Regions from separate parts of the Mus musculus genome. Here region 1 is linked to region 2. The links are chromatin loops, found by intact Hi-C in ENCODE. Cell type or tissue: gastrocnemius. All regions are shown on one strand. Each heading gives the region's core, and the rest is flanking DNA. Links, peaks and the distances in the headings are about the cores only. Region 1 overlaps Veph1 (ventricular zone expressed PH domain-containing 1). Region 2 overlaps Veph1 (ventricular zone expressed PH domain-containing 1).

Region 1 (12,709 bases), core at 2,567-10,566, 120 kb after region 2:
CTGGGTAGAGGAAAGATATAGCATTCAGGTTGAAGCATGATTATTGCTGGTTGCTGTTAGGCTAATTTACAGTGAAAATTAGGAGTGAGAGGATATTTTCAAATGCATTTGTCTAGAAAAGAAAATGAGCCTGTAGCCACAAGCAGAGAGGTTATAAGTAAATAACTCAATGCAACTGAACAGAAGTCACACAAATTATAACTGTGCAGTTGGAAACGTATCTTCTGGAAAGTTTTAGGACTTGGTAAGATGCCTTACCCACTGCAGGCACCAGTGGAAACAAATTTGAAAGTCTTTCTTTTAACACAGAGTGCCTGCAAGCTGAAGTAAATCTTTTCTCTTTTATGTTGTTCTCTAAGTCATTATGGCCACAGTGACACAAAAGAATAAGTAAGGCAGGATTACTAGCTAGGTACTCTAATAAATGCTTTGTCCTATGCTATGAGATAATGTTACTATTCTCCAAATAACAAAAGGAGATACTAAAATATTGGGGTGAAAGTTATCCAACACCACATAACTGGTTTGAGTACCATTAACCACTTCTCTGAGAGGAGACCTGTTCCCATTCTGTGGCAGTAAAATTAACATACAATGGTAGAGCTGGCAAGCTATCAGAACATGCTTTTTTATTCAAATCTTCAAAATGTTAGCAATTTTATTTTCTTTCTTTTTTTATTACCAATAAACACTCACATGCAACAATAGCACAATTGTAGCTCCCTCACAGTATGGACTGTAGCTCCCTCTCAGCGTAGACTCCCTGTGCTGTGGAAGGCTATTCTCCATGAGCAGAGGTATTCCATGCCAGTGCACAGGTTTCTTCCATTAGGACGAGAATGGTACCCAATATCCCAAGTATGCCATCCCCTCCTTGTCTTCCAGTTGTGGTGCAAGCTGTAGTAAGCTCTATGAGGTTTGCACTTCCCTCCTTCCTTGGTCTAGTTGGGATGCCTTACTCATTTTTCTCAACAACCATAGCTCTATTCTACTTTTTCAAGAACTTAAAACAAGTTGTGACCATTGTTTACAAATGTATCTCTCATTTGAATATAAGCTTCTTAATAACAGCATCATGGCCTCTAAGCTACTCTCAGCCTAGAGTCCAATATTAATTAATCATTCATTCATTCATTCATTTCATTTCATTTCATTTCATTTCATTCAATTATTCCATGCCCACTATTTAATATTCCATAATGCATCAGGGATAAATTACAAAGGAAAAAAGCAACAACTAAAATTTAATAATATAGAAAAAACTTCCAATCTTGATAGGCTCTGAAAAACTGAGACTAATGAAGTAGACCGAGTTGCTGGAGTATTAACAGAAAGAGCCCAGAGCAGACTTGTTTTTGCAGCCAGTGCGCATGCTCCTGGGTAAGGTGCTCCTGGGTAAGGCGCTCCTCTTCTAGAGCTTCGATCATCTTAAGTGATCTGAGACCCTCTGGTTCCGGTATAAAACAGAGTCCCCATGAGAGTACGGTAAATCTAATCCATGTTTATTTACAAGACCTGTGTATCAACTGGGTGTCTTGTTTCTCTAGGAGTTGCTTGATCTTTTCATCACTGCATGTTACTTAAGACAAGATAAAAGTTGAAATAATAAAACCTGTCTAAACAATAGTCATTTAAACATATTTACATTTACATATCTTTAAAATACATACCTTCCATGAAATGCATCCACTCCCAAATACAGAGTTGTTTGGAGTCATTAGCTCATTTCTTGAGAAAATCAAAAATGGGTCCTAAAGGAACTGATATGTGTTTTGCATAACCATTATCTTGTGTGTTGGATCATGAAGTAGAACTCACGTTCAACGCTGTGTTGTTTCTAGATACTATGAGAAGTTGCGTGGCAAAGCTGTTCTTTACCTGTTCTTTAAAGGGCCATTACTGCCTATACAGCAAGTCCAGCTTCATCCTTGTCAGCCAAGCACCCCAGCCGTGGATCCAGGTCATGTTTCTCTCCCAACAGGTGTGTATAATTCATGCTCATCGGGCTCCTGGATGAGTGGCTATGGTGTGAGGTTATGATCACTTTTGTTGAATTACTAATCCTTTAGCCAAAAGTGGTATTATGGGCGAGGGAGAAGGGTTGAGCACCACAGTAAAGCATTTACCTGCATCTTGGGAGTGCTAGGTTCAATTCCCAGCACTGAAGTAAAAAAGCAAAACAAAAAAGAAAGAAACAAGGAAAGAAAAGAGAAACTACTTTGTGTTAAACATTAGTAAAGGCAGCTTATGTGGGAGGATACCTACCATCTGTAGAGTTTGCCTTTATCTATCTTATTCTAAAATTCAATTAACTTCAGTGTGAACATATCATTTTTGACATTGCTAAAAGTCTGAAATCCACTTTTGTCTAGTGAATATATGTACATGAAAAAAACCACACAAAGGAAAACTTTCAACTTAATGATGGGGAATTTTATGGCAAACTGTCAACATGAAAAGAGATTTTTATTTAAAAATACTTATTAAAAGCATTAAATTTGCACTTAAAATACAAATATAGATTATAAAATGTCAATATTAGAAGAGATCTTAAACTCCATTTTCATTGACTAAGGAAACTGTAGGGCAGAACTCATATTATCAGATCTCCAATACAGTAATCTTTTTGCTGTTGCCTGTGTTTTGAAAACAAACTGGGAAATATTTGTAGGTAAGAGAAGGGTGGGCAGAAGTGGAAAATGCAGGGTGTGAGTGTTGTAATAGGCTTGAAAAATAGGCCAAGTAATAGGATCATAAAATTGCTTTGGTTAATAAAATAATCTCTGTAATAGCACCTACAAAAGTCACCAGGGACAGTGGGATGGCTCTGGTGACCTGAGTTTAATTCATTGGATCTGCATGGAAGGAGAAGACCAACTCCTGCAACTAGTCTCTGACATGCACACCTGTATAGCATAGCATGCACATGCCCATAAACACACATATACACATAATAACATAACATTTTTAATTTAATAAAATACTTAAAATTACGGGTAGACAGTGCCTTTAGTAGACATCATAGGCTATCGAACAAAGAACCCAGTGCCCAATAAAGGTTTCCTCTTTTCAAACTGTTGACCAGTGAGTTCTCAAAGACCTCTAAACACTATGGGCTATCGTCATTGCTTATGTTTACCCTCTAGAGCTCTATTGCTAGGCTCTGTTGCTGAAGACACCATATACTTGAATCAAAGAATATAAAGGAATCAAGCTGATACCAGGTTGGAAGCTTCATCCCTACTGATTAGTTTTTATAGTACTGAAAGACAGTATACATGCTACCAGGGAAATGCAATTATCCACTTTATACAGCTGTAATTTCTGCAAGCTTCAGTTACTGGCCTGGAAAGATGCACACTGATGTAATAGTGGCACACATATAGAAGTATCCAAACATTTTTTGATTAGATTTAAGGAATATTTCACAAGATGGAGTTCATGCCTGCATCTTTAACAGAGCCAAGAACCTACGGATAGCTAGACCACAGTACTATTTTTCTGCTAAATGGACATAGCATTAAACTAACTCTCAATGATTTATTGTTGTACCAATAGAATAGTATCTGCCAACCCTTACCAAAGAAGTTTCTTTCTTCAGTACATGGCAACTAACAACACAGAGATCCATAATTGATCAACACATAAAGCATAGAAGCCTGGGATGCTCAGCCCTAAATGCAACATTTATATCATACTCCCTCCCAAGACAAGAATCATCATGGAAGGGAGGGTAGAATACCAAGACAAAATCAGAGAACAGAGGATGGAGACGGTCATGAAGCCCCAACCCTAACTGAAAAGCTGCTGGAAACTGATGAATGACTCAAGAGGGTCAGTTGGCTTCTCTAGGATGCAGCTCCTGAGAAGCTACCCCTGCTCTAAAAGATAGTGAAATACCTGTGTATATACTGGTAGCACGTAGCAGAGTCACTAGGCTTGAAAAGTGAAGGAAGAACACATGAAACTGGGAAGGAATCGCAGTGGGAGAATGAAAGAGGAAGCACAGAGGGGGGAGGGAGAGTGTACTTGATCAGAACACTTCATATGCTTACATGAAATTTTCAAACAAAATATCTAAGCAAAGAAAAATCCCAATTAAATAGAATTTTAAAGTCAACAGCTGAGTACTCTATTTTTTTATGAAGTTGGGCTTATTGGGGGAAACAATGAAATGTAGTGCTGACTGCTTCATAATCATAAAATATAACTACAGTAATTAAGAAAGGCTGTAGAATCTGCCGATTTTTACAGCAGTATGCTTTCTTAAGAACACTTAATAACATCTTGCAAGGAACAGCTCAGACTTTGGTGTGAGCCAAATTGCATATAAACATAAAAATAACATTCTTTTTTCCTTAGAATAATAATAATCATTTTCCACTCATTCTTTTCAAGAGATTTTTTTTATTTGACTCCATCTTTGGCTTTGTTCTTGACTTTCTGAAAGCACACCAAGAAAACGTTTTGGTTTTTTTTGTTTTGTTTTGTTTTGTTTTGTTTTGTTTTGTTTTGTTTTGTTTTTTTCACTCTTTCAATCTGTGTGATTCTTTTCCCTCCTTTTTAATGAAAATCACCAGGAAGTGTCTCTTTGTAAAGTTTTCTTTTAGTTTATCTTACTGTAATGCTTTGTCCCTCTTTGTCCACATCTATGATATTATGCAGTCTGGATACATCCTGGCTTGGGAACAAAGCCATAACAAACTTTCACTTATTTGATAATTACAAACCTATCACTGGCCTTGTGTGCTTGGCCAACACTCACTGCCACGTCAGCTTCCCACATGGACTTCACAGACTCAGAGAACTGTTCCTTTTTGGATTAATGATTCATTAAATCAACTCCTGCTCTTCTTGAAACAAAGTGTCATGTACTGAATGACTCTGATAATAATTAGAAAATTCAAGAGTATGTGCACAAATTTAACGACAACTGTCACTGTCTCATGAACTTTTAAAATCTGTCAGTCACTAACTTGAGGTTCATGATTCTCTACTTTTCCCAATTAGCACAAGTGGCCACTCACTCATTTTATGACAATCATAAGATTTTCCTAGAAAAATAATTAGTATTTTGCACTCACTAAGTAGAAGCCTGTGCATACAGACTGTCTAGAAAGCCTCAGTCATTGTCATGAAAAAATGATTTATAAGCCAATCTCACTATTATATCTTACTTCATAATAAAGAATAGCATGTATGATATTGTATGTAAATAAATGATATTTATGTCACTCATTGATATTCTATATGTTTTTAGAAAATTCTTCTTTTAAATTGATTTGGCTTCTCATATCTGTACATGGGACATTCTAACATATCAGGAGTTACCAGTCACATCACAGATTAGTAAATATGTAAGCAAGCTTAGCATGCCCATTAAAAAGCTGGCTCTCATTGGCTGTGATGAATTCTATCTAAATGTAATCTCTCACTGACAATGAAAAGAAGTTAAAGCTGTAAGAATAGTCACACATTTCACATTTTAGGATGAAGAATGCTGTCTCATACTCACTCAGAATGTTCACATTACATAACTAGAGAATAAACTCTTTGTTTGAGCTCTATTTTTCATAATTCACTCTGTATATAAATAGAATCTTTTGAACCCTGATCTTCATTGTATGCCTTCATTCTCAGATCCTTGAAAAAGTAAATATGAATATCTATATTTACCCCTTTCCAACTAAGTAATGTTATTGGGAACTTTATATGCCCCAGTACATGGGAACGCCAGGGCCAAAAAGTGGGAGAGGGTGAGTAGGGGAGTGGGGGGGAGGGTATGGGGGACTTTTGGGATAGCATTGGAAATGTAAATGAAGAAAATGCCTAATAAAAAATATTTTTTAAAAAAGACTGTATGTTTATATAGGCAAGAATATAAACTTTTATTACTTTAAAATTTCTCTTAGAAACTCAGAAGTGTGAGCTAATCATATATTTGTTCTTTAGTATAGATTTCTGTTGTATCACTTGAAGTTACATCATGTGAATGTTCAAAGCAGGCCCATGTAGTATCTTGGGATTCATTAGATTGTATCACTGGGCCGAGAGGTAATGCGGTATCTCCATCCATATGCCCATTCAGAGCCTGTTTCCTGAGCCCCTGTCCATTCAGAGTGGGTCTGTGCAGTTCCTCAAAGCCCTATGGGAGAAAACGCAGGACACGGGAGCGCACAGCTTTGAAGTCGCCATGACAGAGTCCACCTTTCCACAGCAGAAGGTAAATGCTTTTCTTCTCACACATATTATGTTAAACCAAGATTTAATATTGCTTTTAAGTGATTTGCATTTTGTCTTAACAGTTCAAGTGTCCTTTCTTTTTCTCCCTTCACATATTATCAGAAAATACTTACTAATTAATTACATTTGGAATTTCATCTTCTGTGCATACCTGTAATCCTAGCCTCAGGAAGCTAGAGCAGAAGGATTCCAAGTTCAAAGCTAAGCTGGGAAACATGGTACAATCTTGTGTCAACAGTAGTAGTAGTGGTGGTGATGGTGGTGGTGGTGGTGGTGGTGGTGGTGGTGGTAGCAGCAGCAGCAGCAGTAGTAGCAGTAGTAGTAGTAGATAACTTATCTGTGGTACCATACTGAAGTCAACATACAGTGGCATTGGTAAACAAGGCAACTATCCTTTAGGCACACAAACTGATGAAATATAGTTCTCTCAGACTACATAATGCCACAAGCATGATAATGGAGTCAATACATCTCACACAGGGGCTGGAGAGATGCCACAGAGGTAAAGAACACTAGCTGCTCTTCCAGAGGACTCGGGTTAACTCCCAGCACCCATATGGCAGCTCATAATTCTAACTCCACTCCTAGAGGATCTGATGCCCTCTTCTGGCCTCTATGGGCATCAGGCTCAAGAATGGTACACAGGCATACCTATATACAGGCACTAACATGCACATTAAACAAATAAGTAATGTTTTGTTTTAGAGAAAACTCAAGAGTTTTAAAAGAGCAGCAGGAAGCCTGGTTCTGGGTCCTTTGATGCTTTTCCCTTCTTTCCTTCACAGTCCATCTTTCTGTCTTCAGCAGTCACCACTAAGCAAGAAAGTGAAGATGAGTTGAGTGGCAGAGAAGTATAGTTAGGGTGACAAGGCTCTATAGGGGCAGAAAAATATAATCTGAGGCCCAAGAAGCAGTAGCATCCCGCCCCTTACCTGACAACCCCCACCACCCATGGTAGCCCGAGACCACCTCAGCAGGCAGCTGCAGCAGAAAAAGGTCAAAGGGTAAAATAGACCAGGCTCCTTGATACAGGGAAAGTATGGTACAGGGACTCTGGCGAGCTCAAAGTTTCCTGTGAGAAAAACCGTGGGCTGTGTGGACCAGGGAACGATTACTGAAAACCTGACCAAAGACAGAAACCAGCCTTGAAAGGCTGGACTACCTTGGGGTTAATGATGGGGCCGTGTTTGAAGGTAGTATGATGCTTTTCAAATTTCCGAATGTCATTGACCCTATTTAATGTGCTATATGATAGAATGAAGGAGTGGGACATAGACTGAAGTGTGGACACTATGCCCCTCCTTAGATTTGGGAACAAAACACCCATGGAAGGAGTTACAGAGACAAAGTTTGGAGCTGAGATGAAAGGATGGACCATGTAGAGACTGCCATATCCAGGGATCCACCCCATAATCAGCATCCAAACGCTGACACCATTGCATACACTAGCAAGATTTTATTGAAAGGACCCAGATGTAGCTGTCTCTTGTGAGACTATGCCGGGGCCTAGCAAACACAGAAGTGGATGCTCACAGTCAGCTAATGGATGGATCATAGGGCTCCCAATGGAGGAGCTAGAGAAAGTAGCCAAGGAGCTAAAGGGATCTGCAACCCTACAGGTGAAACAACATTATGAACTAACCAGTACCCCGGAGCTCTTGACTCTAGCTGCATATATATCAAAAGATGGCCTAGTCGGCCATCACTGGAAAGAGAGGCCCATTGGACTTGCAAACTTTATATGCCCCAGTACAGGGGAACACCAGGGCCAAAAAGGGGGAGTGGGTGGGCAGGGGAGTGGGGGTGGGTGGATATGGGGGACTTTTGGTATAGCATTGGAAATGTAAATGAGCTAAATACCTAATAAAAAATGGAAAAAAAAAAGAATTAAGTCATGGGGCAAAACCCTTACAAATGCCATCAAGGGCTCTGTAGAGGTGATGGGTACTGTATGTAAATAAGTAATATTTATGTCACTTATTGATATTCTATATGTTTTTACAAAATTCTTCTCTGCCTTCTGCCATGGACAGAGGAGGCAGGGTCCCGTGTGTATTGGAAGCAGAGACCAAGCTCTTACCACATAACACAGTCTCCAGTGCCTTGTCTTAGATATGCTGGCTTATGGGACTATAAGAAACAAAATTCTGCAAATGTCTCAAGCTCGGGCATTTTGTTGCTACAGGAAACTGAATAGGAAGAATCCATGTTTGTGTATTTTGGAAGCTAAAATTTTAGTGTGGTCCTCACAAAGAAAAGTGTGGCTGTAGATAATGGATTTTGGAGTAGACTGGACCATGCAAGACACAATGCAGGTAGCAAATACAGAGGGCCACAGAAAGCTTCTCTGACCATTGCCAGCTTTCTGAAATAAGCCATATCTGTATGCCAAGTAGGAAATCCAGAGGTTCTGACACATTTGATCATAGTCTCTGACCCCGTTTAACTGATTTTTCTCATAAAAATTGTACCCTTTGTGGAATATTATGGGATGTTTAAATACATATATATCTTGTATAATATTCAAATCAGGTAAATAACTCAATCTCAAACATTTAGCATTTCTTTGTGAAAAAAATTTAAACCTTCTTACTATAGCTCTTTGAAGTATATATACATTGTCACTATTTATAGTCACTGAACTGCACAACAGAGCCCTGTGTCTCCTCTTGTGTAGCTCTAACTTGGTACCACCTGACCAACATTTATTCTTCTCTCCCTCCACCTGTTTTGCTTTTGAGAAAGGAAAATAAGCATGTCAATATTAAGTAAACTCAAAGTACAGGCAAGGGTTTAGATGTCTTGTTGGGTTAGGGCTCTTGATCTGCAAGTAGGCCTAAGTTCAAATCCCAAGCCCCTTTTAAAAGACGTGGCTACAAGTGCCTGTAACTCCAGCACTGCGACCTGGGTGGGGCAGGAAACAGCTCCTAAGAACTTGCAGGCCAGCCCAGCCTAGTGGAAACAGTGAGGTTTTGGTTGAATGAGGGAACCTGTCACAGGGGAATGAGACAAAAACCAAGAAAGGAAGGCATCAATGTCCTCCTCTGTCCTTTGCTTATGTGTGCACAAACATGTGCACACACGCACACAACTTATGTGCACAATAAGGAAGTACAAGCAAGTGGTAAGTTGATCAAAGCCTGTTACATTGTGAAAATGCCTCTTAGGTGAAGAATAAGAACAGGATGAGATATGTAACTCTTCAGAATTCTTATTCATGAGTCTATTGACAACAGAGAAATACTTAACTTCCGTTTCATCAGACTTTGACTTTGGTTTAAGAATTTGACACTTGATATTGAAACAAAAAGGAAATCCCGCAATCACATCCACAGGAAGTGAATGGAATTCTTTGCATATTTTACTCAATTTTTCAACTGTTACATTATGCTTAAAGACAATGCATAAAAATCTTATAAAAATTTTTAATCATTAGCTATTTCAGCTGGAGACAAGGAGAAAATTAAAACTTGGCACCAACTCCGAGATCTAAGAGATTAAATAAATAACTTGGCAACCAGTTGTGTTGTTATTACTGTAATTCATATTCCTACTTCATGCCAATAAATATTCCTCTAGGGGAAAGGTAGCTAACTGTAAAGCCAATTTTTGAAAATGTTCTAAGTTTCGTAATTTGGTTTATTCATGAGAATAGAAGAGTATCTGGAATGTCCACAGTGTGGCAAAGAAGTCTGTTCCAAAATTTTTCAATCATATTTGCTTGCTATCATCTTTTATGAAGATTTCTCCATATTAAATTCAAAATAGCTGAGACTTGTTCAGTAACTTCTTTATTTACACATATATCACATGCACACAGTACTCACATGTATAGACATGCACACACACACACACACACACACACACACACAGTGATATGGAAATGATAACATTTGTCTCTCTGCTTCTGACCTTTAACTTCAATCTAGAGAATTTAGGCTCTCATGAGAAGCCCGTTCCCCAGAGAAGACACATTAAGCAAATACTTGAGAACCTAAAATGTGACTGTAGTATTTTAAGATAGAAACTTGGAATTTTAGAGCTGAAATCTGTCACTAAGGTTCATTAAATTAAGACCGTGTATGATAAAGTACACATTATCCTTACCAGGAGCCTGAGACTACAGCAAATATCTAAAGATAGAGTTTTCCTCAAATTTACCATTTTATTTCTATGGTCATACAGTATTTGGCCCAGACAATAGGCATCCATTGAGTAAACAAATACTGTCATATTCATTCGTTAAAAACGGAGGCAAGGGGGCCTGTTGAAAGTCAGTGTCAGAACTGGGGCTAGACAGCACACCATGGTGACTTCCGGCTGCCACCAATGCACCTGGCTCTTCTCTCATCTGGGCAGGGACAGCATCAAATTCCCCAGCATCTTGACACAAGGCTCAGCTTTGAGACATTTCTGCTCCTGTTTTAGACTTTAAAAGTTAATGTTGCATATCTTCGTTTTTGTCTTCTACCATGGTGAGTAAAGCAATTGCTGATACTGGGTTGATAGAAGGTGGAAAGAGCCTGGAATTATGAGCTCCCACATGGAAGAGTCCAGCTCTCAAAGATAGCTAATCCCATCACTTATGCTGCATGAGAAACACCCAGCCTTTTGTTCTGTTGAAAACCGAAGTTTCCTATTGGTTAGAGCAGCATAGCTTACCTTCCTTCCTGCACATACCTGAATAGTATGATCAGGTTCAAAACCTGCCTTTGCCCTTCATTGGGGCTTTGTTTCTATGTCCCAGTCTCTCTCTCTCTCTCTCTCTCTCTCTCTCTCTCTCTCTCTCTCTCTCTCTCTCTCCCAACCTCTCTTCCAACCTCTCTCCCTCACTCCCTCACTCCTCCTGTCATCCTCTCCTCAGTCTATCCCCATCTCTATCCCTGTCCCTATCCCTTTCCCCTTCTCCAGCCCCAGCCCCAGCCCCAGCCCCATTCCCATCTCTGTCACTCTCCCCCATACAACACAATTCAAATCTGCCAAGATTCAGAGTGGAGATACAAAGATGAATTTTCAAGGATAATCTCTATCTCTTATAGTTTTGTAATTTAAGAGATTATCATTGTCAGAGAGCACTCTCCTTATTTCCATCAATTTTGACATAAAATTCAATGCATTTATCACTTGTAAATTCAAACCAATCTCACAGAGTTAAAGTGTTACATCGTTATATAGTATTATAAAGTTGCAAAACTATGAAAGTTAGTATTATTTGTATAATGCATATGTTCACTAGCTCAAATGAAAAAATATTATCTCTAGATATTCATGGCATTAAAATTTGAATAAGATTCAAGCTTTTATTAATCACACATTTGTATCAAATGTTACTGTCTGTGTCTTAGTTACTCTAGACCATAACCAATGCAACTTGTAGAAGAAAGAGTTTATGAGGGCTTAAAGTTCCAGAGAGTTAAAGTCCCTGGCCATCATGGTAAAGTGCATGGCATCAAGCAGGCAGGCAGACATCACACTGGAGCAGCAGCTGAGAACTTATATCCTTATCCACAAGTAGGAGAGAGAGAGAGAGAGAGAGAGAGAGAGAGAGAGAGAGAGAGAGAGAGAGAGAGAGAGAGAGAGAGAATGATGTGGGCTTTTGAAACCTCAATATAGCTATTATCATTCTCAGCATTTATCCTTCTACTGAGGTTTCTTTCTAATAGGAAGACAAGGCAACCAAGAAAGAGCTGTAGGGATTAACACAAAAGAAGCTATAGAAAAACAGGGGTGCACCAACCAAAGAGTTGGAGTGACCAATGGCTCCAGCTGCATATGTAGCAGAGGATGACATTGTTGAACATCAATGGGAGGAGAGACCCTTGGTCCTGTGAAGGCTTAATACTCCGGTGTAGGGGAATGCCAGGGCAGGGAAGCAGGAGTGGTGGGTTGGTGAGCAGGGGAACGGGAGATGGGATAGGGGGTTTTCGGAGGGGAAACCAGGAAAGGGGAGAACATTTGAAATGTAAATAAAGAAAATATCTAAGAAAGAAAGAAAAAGAAAGAGAGAGAGAGAGGAAGGAAGGAAGGAAGAGAGAGAGAGAGAAGAAAGGTGATGATTCACAGAGAAAATTTCTGAACAAACAGACCATGTGTACAGAAAAATGCAAGACAATTTAATTTTTAGAACTTAATATAAGGATCATAAAGTTATCTGATTTAAGATCAAGAATAACCTAGGCATAAAAATTCAGTAAGAAGATACATTTAATGACAACAATTAATCTATAAGGAACATAGGCATAATCATTTTCAATGATACTATGTTTCTTACTTTTCTTATTTCTGGGCCAAAATACCTGAAAAGAAACAATGGAAAGGAGGAAGTTTTGCTCTGGCTTGCAGTTTAAAGGGATACATTCCATCACCTCAGGGGAGACACAGTGGCCTGAGCAGGTGACCAGCTGGTACACTGCAGATTCAATCAGTATACAGACAGCAAATCAGATGTGGGGCTGAGATTTAAAAC
Region 2 (12,709 bases), core at 2,640-10,639:
TAGAAGGGTCCATATGGAAGTACCATGCTGCCCTGCCAGAATGGTAGCCTCTGCCCTCATGTGCTTACTCACTGAGAGCTTTAGGAGCCACAAATTCTCCAACCAGGCGTTCCACATGGCAGCCTCTGGAAGAAGAACAATAGTCTTTCTCCTTGGTGTTGCACCTTGGAAAACAGGCCTGAAAAGGGCTGCTTATTTCAGGTGCCACTCTGTTTTACTGAGTTTGCAGTAAGATAGAGGGCACATTCTTTCCAGATGTGTGGATCAGTGGTAGACCTCTCACTCAGATGAACAAGGCAAGAGGTTCAATCTCCACTGTTGAAAAATAAAAGCAACATACAAACACACACACACACACCTCCACCAACTACCACCATCACCACCACCACCATCAAACCCAAAGCATTCTCTTTCATTTTTTGAAATCTAAAAGCAACTGTCCATCCATAGGCCCTGTTCCACCCCAGCTTTCCACACACCCTGTCTTACCCAACTCCATTCTCAGAATGCCTACTGCCTGCCAAGGACCAGGATGTTGTCTCTACCTGAAGCTCAAGTATCAGATGCTCCTGATACTTGGGGGGGTCCCTCAGTGTCACCCTAGACTTCTGGCCTGTCTAGCTCACTGTCTGCCAGACACCCAGATATGCCTGAGCACCAGGGATGGTTGTGTTTGTCACTCAGCCTGTGCTCGCCTAGAAAGATTTGCCATTAATAATATTAGCTAGTGCTTTTGTTCCTAATTTCCTTTGGCTTCGGAGTAAAATTGCTAACTTTACTTCATGTGTGATTAAATTTGCTGCAAGCCCAGAAAAACAATTATGCTTTCATTTTTGCCACCTTGCAAACATTTTCTGAAAACAAATTTCATAAAAATTACAGGTACGCCAAGCATTTTAAAACTATAGGAAGCAGCCGCGTGGTCTGTAGAATTATATAAAAATGAATTCTCTTTTTCCAGCTGCCAGGAGATTAGCTCATGCTTTCAGGGCTTTTGACATGTTATTTCAATGACAAAGAGATCTTTGATACACAAAATAAACTCTAAATTCACTGCAAGCATCTGAAATAAACAAATGACTTGGTTTATTTGATCCGGCATTATGAAAATGGCCATAAAATCAATGGTAACTTGACCTGTGCATGACTGGGCCTTCACAGTCCAGGGTTTTGACTTTGAGGACTGGCAGGACTATAAAACCTCTCCCACAGATCATGTGAGTTGTAGAGCAGAAGAGATTTTGAGAAATGAGTTCTTTGCTCTCCAAGTCTTTAGATGATACTCCCCGTGAGCAGCTTCAATGAGCTCCTTGGTGTGTCTTTCTTCACTACCTGTAGTTTCTTCTCACCGTTAGACTGTCTTCTTTGATCTGTGGTATCCTCTTCTTCATTCTCAAGGACTTCTACTCTCATGAAAAGGTTTGTAGTCATCTGTTCCATGACAATACTTACAATAACATTAAAGCAATAAAATCAGACAACGGTCATGACAAACATTGTATCAATCCATTTGTGCTAACTAGATCAGGGTTACTTGTGAGACCTGCAAAGCAGAAATCCTATTATCCCATTGTACTGGACAGTAACACCTTAAGTAACAGAAGACCTTGATATATGTGACATGATGGAGAGGATAAAGAAAAGGAGGGAGAAGGAGACAGGAAGAGGAGGAGGAAAAGAGGAGATGGAAGAAGACAAAGAAGGGAGGAGAAAAGAAAAGGAAAAGGAAGTGGGGAGAAACATAAAGGGGAAGAAGAGGAGGATGAAGGAAAAAAAGGAGGATGGTGAGGATGAAAAAGAGGAGGAAGAAGAGAGAAATTAAAAGGAAGACGATGGGGTGGGGAGTGTAGAGAGAAAGAAGAGGTGCAACTCTTTGTTGGCCCGTGACTGGAAGTCCATGAGTAGATCAGATTTCCCGTTGACCTGCCTCAGGCCTCAGTGGTGGTCCCAAAAGTTGCAGCTCTGCACCTTTCTGGTGTATCGCTTTATTATGCTTTATTATGCTTTATTATGCTTTATTTTATGTCCTGAAGCATGGGCCTTCACGCCATCCAGTTCACATCATTATGAAAACCAATTACACAAAGTCTGTATCCAATCACATTTTTTGTTTCCAGGCCAACTCTGGCAACCTGGTTCGGAACTGATGCATCCTGTTTGCAGGCAAATAGTGTATATTAGTTGTCTGTTGAGATCAGAAAAGAAAGGAAATGGCCGTGGGCTGCAGCAGAACCACATGAGTGTGGAGTTAGGATGTAGTGGGTCTCAGAGGATGTGCAGGCAGCTGTGTGAATGAACAGGGATTACGTGGAAGCCACCAATCTCCACTTTGTCATTTTGTACATGAGCAGCTGACTAGAACCCTGACACTTCACCCCAGAGCCACCTCTACTATGCAGTCCCAGCTCCCCTGCATATTGGTTGTGCTTGCATTTTTATGTATAAACTGAGATATTCAGACAATGGCATTTATCTAACAGCTTAGTTAGATAAATATTAGCTAAGATGCTGATGGTAACAATCACAACAGCCTGCATATATTTGTGTACCTTTAGTGCCAGGAGAGCTGGAGTGTTCTTGGGCAAACCCACATATTGCTGGAATATTTGGTTCATATCATGACATAGATGTTTTCTTCTTGTGGCCTTTTGCTTTTAGCCAAAGCCTTCCTCTTGAGCCTCTTTGGTGTGATGAGCTTTCAAAGATGGAGTATCATTTCTCACAGCTGTTTCCTTCTCCAGTCATAACAAGCAGGTTCTCTGTTAGCTCACTGTGACTCAGCCAAAGATTACCTAATTCTGAGTCACTTTGCAAGATGCACTCTGGTCCCTTCCCTGTGGACTGAATTCTGGTTTTCTTGTCAGCACACTATGCAGTGTGTAGTTCATGGCTGATCATAATATGTAAGGTCTGTCTCCATGAGAACTTGATGAATGTCCCTCCCTGTTTAGAAGCTTAATGCAACCTTTGAGCCAGCTAGCCACACAATTGAGTCTTTAATTTCTACTGATCTCATCTTCGGCTACTGTCTCCAAAAGTTTTCTTAAAAAAAAAAGTTATTTTATATATTCAGTAATTTCTTTGGTTTTAAATTGATCTTTTAAGCTTTACATAGTACTTACAGTTTAACTTACTGTTTTCTCTCCCATGGGATTCAGCTCAATGCTTTTCCAGGCCAAGACTTGCATTTCAATGTGTCCGCAGTTATTCCAAAGTTCTTATCAATTATAAATTTCTTGGACAATGCCACTATTGTCTTTAAAACTCCAACTCAATGGTTGAGCATATGAGGTCCAAGGCCTTGGTTGCTGGTGCTGTCTACCCTTATTTAGACTTGGCTCATAACAGTTCATTGATTCTGTTTTTCAAAATTATATTATTTTGCAAATCAAATTCCTCCTCCTATATTTATAATTCAATTATGAGAAATCATATGAAATGGGATTGTATATTTACCCCTAAAGGAAAATGTTTGAATAATCCCAAGCCAAGCTTTGCAACTTTTTTCTTATTTTCATATCTAATGAATTTTCATAAGAAGAAGAAGAACTGTAAAAAGATCCTCTTTTTGGAAGAAGAATTAAAGGTGGAGAGTGTTGAATGATTGGATGCTAAGGACGAGCAAAATTGAATAGCAGCAAGTCAGTTACACTAATGTCTTTAATTCTGCCACCAGGAAAAACTCTGTCTTGACAGCTCTGTTGGAAAGTGTTAACAAATAATACAATGAGTAGATGATTAGAATCTTATCTTAATTTTCCAGATAATTGATAAGGAAGTATATGTTCCATCTAATTCTGCAAGTCTGGTATATCCACAAACCAACACCAGACATGGGGCATTATCAGAAAGGAAAACAGACATTCATCTTAGTCACGGGCATAGATGTTCACAGCAGGAATAAACACATAAGGAAAACACTCTAGCAAGGCTTGGAGGAAACTATGTAACATTTCCTGAGTGCCGACTAGAGCTTTCCTATTGACTCATACTGTTCCTCCAAGTATTCTGTGGCTGAGGAACTGTTGCTAACCCATTTTATAAAGTGCATAATGACCCAGTTGGATTTGTCCCAGGAATACAAAATAGTTTCCTATTTGAATTACCCAACAGTAAACACCTGAGCAGGAGGAGGATTATGATGTGGGTAAACATGTCTTATAGGATTACAAATCAAACTAGAAAATGTTGAGAACTTCCTTACCTGATTAAGAGGACATTTGATAGCGAGTGAGTAGAAGCCTGCCTTTAAATCCAAGAAAGAGACGAAGATGTTACTGTTTCATTTCTATTTATTATGGCACTGGAGAGCCTAGCCTAGACCTCAAATTAAATTATAATACTCATACACAATCATACAGGAATGAAAAATATTATATATAATGATTTATATACAACACCTAGAAAACTATATAAATAACTTAATGATAAAGTTACAAATCATTTTGAAGTAGTCAAATAAAGTACAAAGGTGTGGGGTGCTATACCATCTTCATGAATGGGAAGACAGTGTAGCAAAGATAAATTTTTTTCAGTGAATTTAGTGAAATTTTAATAAAATACTGATGGAACCTCTGATGAAATGTGACAAACTGATTTTTAAAATTTAAGAGTCAGATAAAGTGAGTCAGAGAGCTCAAGGAACTCTAACAAAGGAGAACTTGACTGTGGCGTCAGAGCAATGACTGCAGCATTAGTAGTGCCGAGAAAAGAGAAAGATCATGTTGTGTTAGAGAGAGCGAGCACAAACCAAGCAATGTGGAAATCCAGTATGTGGTGGGAAATCTTCTCAATGGAGAAGACCATACTACTCAGTAAATGGTGCAAAATAACTGTCCACATCAAGACATACAGATATTAACTTCAGACAAAATAAAGACCTAAATTCAAAATGTGAAACTCTAGCTTTTTCTAGTGTCTAATTAGTAGTTAGTAACACCCTTATTCTAACAAAGGATATCTACAAAATTAAACCTAGATTAAAATTATAATAATGAAAGAGAAACACTTAACACAAGGCCCTTGGATTAAAAACTAAACCAAGGGTGTCACTGGGTGGTGAATTTATTTTCTGCCCAAGTTGCTCCATGTTTAATTTTATATCATGTAATGTCAGAGAGGTTGCCCATGCTCCTGAGTAATTCTCCAGACTCATTCTTTGCCGTGTGACGATGGATCATGCTGCTTGTATCAGGGAACAGAAATGCACCCTGGGCTCAGTGTAGTGTGAGTTGCCATATCTTTCTCCCATGAAGCTGACAATATCATAAAAGGCCTACAAAATGAGAGAGTCTTCAACTTCACCTGGTTATTTGTGAATCTTTGCAAATAATTGACTTGTAACTATGTGACACTGTGCCTGTCCCTGATATTAAACCTGCATGCAACACTGTCCTTGCCTCTGCCTCTCTGAATCAGAGGTCAGGACGGAAACGCACTTCTCCGTCCACAGAATTTTTATACGGTCCTCTTGCACAAGCCACAAGATGACCTTAAATGATTTGAAATTTAAGTAGAAAATCTTTGAGAAAATACACTGTTGTCCCAGCAAGAGTACACATTCTTTTCTGACTTGCTGGCAATGAGCTGGAAAAGACTGTCCAGTTAATTATGATAAATCTACCTCATTTCTTTCTCTATGTGAAACAAAATTCAAACTATTAAATTGTGAGCTGTCTGAAAACAAAACCAAAAAACAACGGAGAAAGCTGACTCATCACATGTCATGGCAGTAATTTTACTTACCGCACACGGCCGATGACGCTTAACTAGACAAAATACCTACACTCTGCACCATATTCAGCCCGCTGATAACTGTGTTTCTTCCTGTCACCAGTACCATCAGTCCCACTTCTAATTGAGTATCTGCAGTGTGCTAATTTCATATTAAAATACTGCAGGCAGAACCTTATCCATTCACTGAATTTCATAATCCCCAGAGAGATGCACAGCATCCGCAGCAGGTGCTGGAGAGATGGCTCAGTGGTTAAGAGTGCTTGCTGTGTAGCCTGGGAGCCACAAGACCTGATTTTACATCCCAGAACTCATATAACAAGCCGACCGTCTTCTTTCACACACCAGGAGTGTGTGAAGCAGGGACAGGAGGGAGAATCTTCGAGGCTTGGTGGATGCAAGCCTAGCAGGATAAATTAATAAATGTAAGCTTCAGAGTCACACAGAGATGACACCTCACCAAAGGGAAAAAAGACAGAGAGTGACCAAAGAAAACACCTGATGCCCTTCTCTAGCCTCTAGACACGCACATAGGTGCACTGCACACAACGTGTGTATACACAAACACACACACATATGTAAAATCTATGAGGTGATTATTGCTTCTAAAAAGTTCCAAGTTTTACTACCTCACACACAGGGGAACACTGCAATCCCTTCTTCACACAGGCAGTAACAGGAACCATAGAGATACTATTCTATGTCACACATACATTTTTATCCTAGTGACCCAAGTCATCACACACAACTCTTCTAGTCGAAGTTTAAATGTAAGGGAAGCTATTCTGTGCTTCTTTGTTATTACTATTCTTTGTAGCTTTCTTTTTGACAGAGTAAGGAAGCACTACTAATTTTACATTACTGATTTTTACTATGGAAAGAGTAAAGTTTCATTCTTTGAATTGAAATCCTATTACAAATATCCTGCCTGAGGATGCATGAGGAGTAAAAGATTTAATATAACATGGTAAGAAGTCTTTCCAATCGTGGTTCCAGAAATGGAGAGAAAAGGACTTCCGAGTGGCCAAGTGGCTGGCTTGCTCGGAGCTGATGCCTGTCACTCTGCACCTTCATAGACTCACCAGCAGATGATGCTGTGAGGTAAAGAAAACCTGCCAGCCTGTCTCTTCTTAAAAGCCTGCTGATCTTTTTTTAATTTTTATTAGATATTTTCTTTATTTACATTTCAAATGTAATCTCCTTTCCTAGTTTCCCCTCCAAAGAGCCCCTATCCCTTCCCCCCTCCCCCTGCTCCCCAACCCACCCACTCCCATTCCTGGTCCTGGCATTCCCCTATACTGGGGCATCAAGCCTACACAGGGCCAAGGGCCTCTCCTCCCAATGATGACCGGCAAAGCCATTCTCTGCTATATATATAGCTAGAGCCACAAGTTCCACCATGTGTTTTCTTTAATTGGTGGTATAGTTCCAAGGAGCTCTGGGAGTACTGATTAGTTCATATTGATGTTCCTCCTATGGGGCTTCAGTCCCCTTCAGCTCCCTGGGTACTTTCTCTAGCTCCTTCATTGGGGACCTTGAGCTCTGTGCAATGGATGACTGTGAGCATCCACTTCTGTATTTGCCAGGCATTGGCAGAGCCTCACAGGAGACAGCTATATCAGGCTCCTGTCAGCAAAGCCTGCTGATCTTACAACACAACAATCCTCAGGCTCATCGACTCATCCCTTTGTGATCTTTTTTGTTCCCTTGCTTATCGATGTTTTAGCACATGAGAAGGATGTGATAAAATATTTTAAGAAATGTCTTATTTCAAAAGTGATTGGATGAACCAGAAAATACTTTTATGTACAATATCAACTCTAAACATCTGTGTTTGAGGAGGGGTTTTGTTTTGTTAGATAATTTAAGACGCGTGAGGATTACTTGCGATTAGTTGAGCGTACCTGCTCATTGGTAAGCCAGTACTTGGTGGTGCCAGAGTTTAAACACTGGATTTCTGCCCTGAGGGCCTGCAACTTTCTTCTGCTCTTCAGCTTGATGGAGCCACAAGGATCAGTAACCTAGTGCCTTCATAGTCATAGAACCCGAGAATAATACAAGTCAATATACACTATTGCTTTTGTTTAAGGCTTTTACGCTTAGCCATGCTGCCTCTTAACTGGCTAAAGGACAATTTCAGAAATATATTATGTCCTGGAATATTTTTCAAAAAAAATAGAGCTTCCTAATATATGATTAGAGAATAAAATAAATAAAAAATCATAAGATCTTATTATTTGTCAATCTAATTGCCACTACTGTGAACTCAATTAAGCACCAAACTATAAAATTAAGCTCTGACATCCCATGATAGACACCTAATAATTAAATGTTCTAAATATAAAGTAATTAATACTTAAAGGCCAATTGCGACTGTAATAGGCAAGGAAAACATCAACTGTGCTTTGTTCATGTACACTAATGTCTCCCTACTAATCATACATAAATACACACTAGAGTGACCAGCTGTCCTAGTTTGCCCAGGGACATGGTAGTTTTAATAAGGCCAGAACAGGCCCAGAAAAATCAGGAAACTTAGTCACCCTACATTATACCAATAGATATTAACCTTATAGACAGTATTATATGTTAATAATGCATACATTTTCATCCTAATGACAGGATTTATGTTGTACCATTATTCTACTTAGCCATCATGTGATAATGCTCTCAATGGCATCATGGAGAATAAAACTATGTGCCATGGGGCTAAACCAAGGGATAATTTGTCTCAGCTCCACACATTGCCTATGTCTTCTTGGTGATACCAGTACATTCTAAAACTCCTTAAGTACTGTTAGGTTTTCAGTTAGCTTCCTGGGAATTTGTAAAATATGTTTTTTCATATGCACACTGGATGTTTTGAAAAAAGTAAAATGCTTTGTCTGTTTTTAAGGGTTTTTTTCCTTTCTAATAACTTGAGATTGCAACTGACAATAATGGATTTTAAAACTTAGAGTTGTATTTTTCTCTCATCTCAAAGAAGTGAAGGAGAAAGGAAGCCAGTGTGGTTTCATGGTCACCAGACACCTAGGCTGCTACTGTGATTGCTTTAAATCTCATGCTGTAATATGACAGCTGAACTTCCAGCCATTGTTATTGCATTCAAAACACACACAGAATAGAAAGGCAGAGAAATCACATAGACCACAATAGTTCATCAGTGAGCAGAGCTTGGCAAAGTAACACTGAAAAACATTGATGTCTTCTTAATGACTGTGTGTACCACTAACACTAGAACTCTCTCACATCAGAAAAGAGGAACAATTGAGATAAGGAAGAATCACAAGACCTAGGAGGCTATCTATCCATCCAGACTTACTGCAGTAGCTCATGAAATATCTGTATTTATAACCCAATGATGACTTTATTTTCTTCTATTTGTTTCTTCATTGCCCTCAATCAGTTAATTTGGTCTCTATCAATGCCAACCCATGATAGATAGTTACTAGTCAAATACTCTAACTATAGGATAATTAATACTTCAAGGCCAAATTTACTATAGCAAACTAGGAAATCATCAGCTGTGCTTAGCTTGTGTACACAAAATGTCACTGTACTAATCATACATATTAGAGTTGCCAGTACAATGTACAGTGAATATTGTCAGCATATGCATTTGTACTAATCTTGTCTCGTGTCTTCTGAGGTATTCAAACAGCTCTATTTCGTGTAGGCAGATGTAAAGAGAGCGAAAGCATACCTAACTCTCTAAGGCTGGGTCTAGTATTTCTTCCAGATGAGAATCCAATCAACGTAGAGAAGAGCTACATAAGAACTTAGCATGGGGCCAATGCATCAGAAATGTTGAGTTGTATAATTCCTAAGCGTGGAAGACTGGGCTATGTATCAGCTCGTAACTAAGTAATTTCGTTACAGACTCATAGGCCTGACTTTGTAGATTTCAAAAGTAGGATGAAGCTGTACACATTCTGTGAACATCCTCCAAACATAGTAGATCTGCGGTGCTTTATTTCTGGAAGACACTAGATCCATGTTCCTTTCGCTTACTGAGTAGATCAAAGCAAATGTCTAGGAACCTCAGCTGGACAGTTACAGATTTACCCATGGGCCTACCTCATGAGTAGGAAGTTCCCATGGTTCTTTGGCTATCTATTTAGGAGGATACATGCTCACTGTGATTCTACCGCACTTCTATAGCAACTTCACAGGCTTCTGGGATTCTTTGCATAGAATCCTCAAGACGAGATTGGTGGGGATTTTACCCAAACTCCTGAATGTGCAGGGTTCTCTGGCCTCTCCATTACTAAGAAGAAGATGGATAGGCCTTGCTTCTTGTCCAGATTCTTAGCCCTCTGACAGTCCTACCATGCATATCCAACTGATCACACATACCCTAGAAGATCTATGAGTGCACAAGATCTTAATTTACATAAAACGATCTTGGTCCGGGACCCGCCGAACTTAGGGAATTAGTCTGAACAGGTGAGAGGGTGCGCCAGAGAACCTGACAGCTTCTGGAACAGGCGGAAGCACAGAGGCGCTGAGGCAGCACCCTTTGTGGGCCGGGGACAGCCGGCCACCTTCCGGACCGGAGGACAGGTGCCCACCCGGCTGGGGAGGCGGCCTAAGCCACAGCAGCAGCAGTCGCCATCTTGGTCCGAGACCCGCCGAACTTAGGAAATTAGTCTGAACAGGTGAGAGGGTGCGCCAGAGAACCTGACAGCTTCTGGAACAGGCAGAAGCACAGAGGCGCTGAGGCAGCACCCTGTGTGGGCCGGGGACAGCCAGCCACCGTCCGGACCGGAGGACAGGTGCCCGTCCGGCTGGGGAGGCGGCCTAAGCCACAGCAGCAGCGGTCGCCATCTTGGTCCGAGACCCGCCGAACTTAGGAAATTAGTCTGAACAGGTGAGAGGGTGCGCCAGAGAACCTGACAGCTTCTGGAACAGGCAGAAGCACAGAGGCGCTGAGGCAGCACCCTGTGTGGGCCGGGGACAGCCGGCCACCGTCCGGACCGGAGGACAGGTGCCCGCCCGGCTGGGGAGGCGGCCTAAGCCACAGCAGCAGCGGTCGCCATCTTGGTCCGGGACCCGCCGAACTTAGGGAATTAGTCTGAACAGGTGAGAGGGTGCGCCAGAGAACCTGACAGCTTCTGGAACAGGCGGAAGCACAGAGGCGCTGAGGCAGCACCCTTTGTGGGCCGGGGACAGCCAGCCACCGTCCGGACCGGAGGACAGGTGCCCGTCCGGCTGGGGAGGCGGCCTAAGCCACAGCAGCAGCGGTCGCCATCTTGGTCCGAGACCCGCCGAACTTAGGAAATTAGTCTGAACAGGTGAGAGGGTGCGCCAGAGAACCTGACAGCTTCTGGAACAGGCAGAAGCACAGAGGCGCTGAGGCAGCACCCTGTGTGGGCCGAGGACAGCCGGCCACCTTCCGGACCGGAGGACAGGTGCCCACCCGGCAGGGGAGGCGGCCTAAGCCACAGCAGCAGCGGTCGCCATCTTGGTCCCGGGACTCCAAGGAACTTAGGAATTTAGTCTGCTTAGGTGAGAGTCTGTACCACCTGGGAACTGCCAAAGCAACACAGTGTCTGAGAAAGGTCCTGTTTTGGGCCTTCTTCTTCGGCCAGGAGAAGGTCCAAATACAAGATATCTGCGCACCTTCCCTGTAAGAGAGCTTGCCAGCAGAGAGTGCTCTGAGCACTGAAACTCAGAGGAGAGAATCTGTCTCCCAGGTCTGCTGATAGACGGTAACAGAATCACCAGAAGAACAATATCTAAACAGAGTCAACTATAACTACTAACTCCAGAGATTACCAGATGGCGAAAGGTAAACGGAGGAATCTTACTAACAGGAACCAAGACCACTCACCATCACCAGAACCCAGCACACCCACTTCGCCCAGTCCAGGGAACCCCAACACACCTGAGAACCTAGACCTAGATTTAAAAGCATATCTCATGATGATGGTAGAGGACATCAAGAAGGACTTTAATAAATCACTTAAAGAAATACAGGAGAACACTGCTAAAGAGTTACAAGTCCTTAAAGAAAAACAGGAAAACACAATCAAACAGGTAGAAGTCCTTACAGAAAAAGAGGAAAAAACATACAAACAGGTGATGGAAATGAACAAAACCATACTAGACCTAAAAAGGGAAGTAGACACAATAAAGAAAACTCAAAGCGAGGCAACACTAGAGATAGAAACCCTAGGAAAGAAATCTGGAACCATAGATTTGAGCATCAGCAACAGAATACAAGAGATGGAAGAGAGAATCTCAGGTGCAGAAGATTCCATAGAGAACATCGGCACAACAATCAAAGAAAATGGAAAATGCAAAAAGATCCTAACTCAAAATATCCAGGAAATCCAGGACACAATAAGAAGACCAAACGTACGGATAATAGGAGTGGATGAGAATGAAGATTTTCAACTCAAAGGTCCAGCAAACATCTTCAACAAAATTATTGAAGAAAACTTCCCAAATCTAAAGAATGAGATGCATATGAACATACAAGAAGCCTACAGAACTCCAAATAGACTGGACCAGAAAAGAAATTCCTCCCGACACATAATAATCAGAACATCAAATGCACTAAATAAAGATAGAATACTAAAAGCAGTAAGGGAAAAAGGTCAAGTAACATATAAAGGCAAGCCTATCAGAATTACACCAGATTTTTCACCAGAGACTATGAAAGCCAGAAGAGCCTGGACAGATGTTATACAGACACTAAGAGAACACAAACTGCAGCCCAGGCTACTATACCCAGCCAAACTCTCAATTATCATAGAGGGAGAAACCAAAGTATTCCACGACAAAACCAAATTCACGCATTATCTCTCCACGAATCCAGCCCTTCAAAGGATAATAACAGAAAAAAACCAATACAAGAACGGGAACAACGCCCTAGAAAAAACAAGAAGGTAATCCCTCAACAAACCTAAAAGAAGACAGCCACAAGAACAGAATGCCACCTTTAACAACTAAAATAACAGGAAGCAACAAT

What was found. Hi-C counts contacts between places; a loop is a spot of excess contacts. Peaks named below come from ENCODE experiments on the same cell type or tissue, not always from the same donor. Only the 100,000 strongest peaks of a DNase experiment are listed, where the experiment ranks them.
Region 1: a loop joins it to region 2, with 3 times the contacts of the local background. A loop is called at or near these places in 2 of 42 quality-filtered maps.

Annotation. Positions count from the first base shown.
Region 1 is chr3:66,115,101-66,127,809 of GRCm38, reverse strand. It overlaps Veph1 (ventricular zone expressed PH domain-containing 1), which reads left to right. Exons shown (of 14, transcript NM_145820.3): 10 at 1,842-1,981; 11 at 6,089-6,223. Among named protein-coding and RNA genes, the nearest start is that of Ptx3, 98 kb to the left of the region's middle. In gastrocnemius, for the core only: a CTCF peak has its summit at 6,864 (motif pointing left); no DNase peak of the experiment used is centred there.
Region 2 is chr3:66,230,769-66,243,477 of GRCm38, reverse strand. The region is part of intron 4 of Veph1 (ventricular zone expressed PH domain-containing 1); the gene reads left to right. Among named protein-coding and RNA genes, the nearest start is that of Ptx3, 17 kb to the right of the region's middle. In gastrocnemius, for the core only: a CTCF peak has its summit at 6,813; a DNase peak (open chromatin) is centred at 6,807.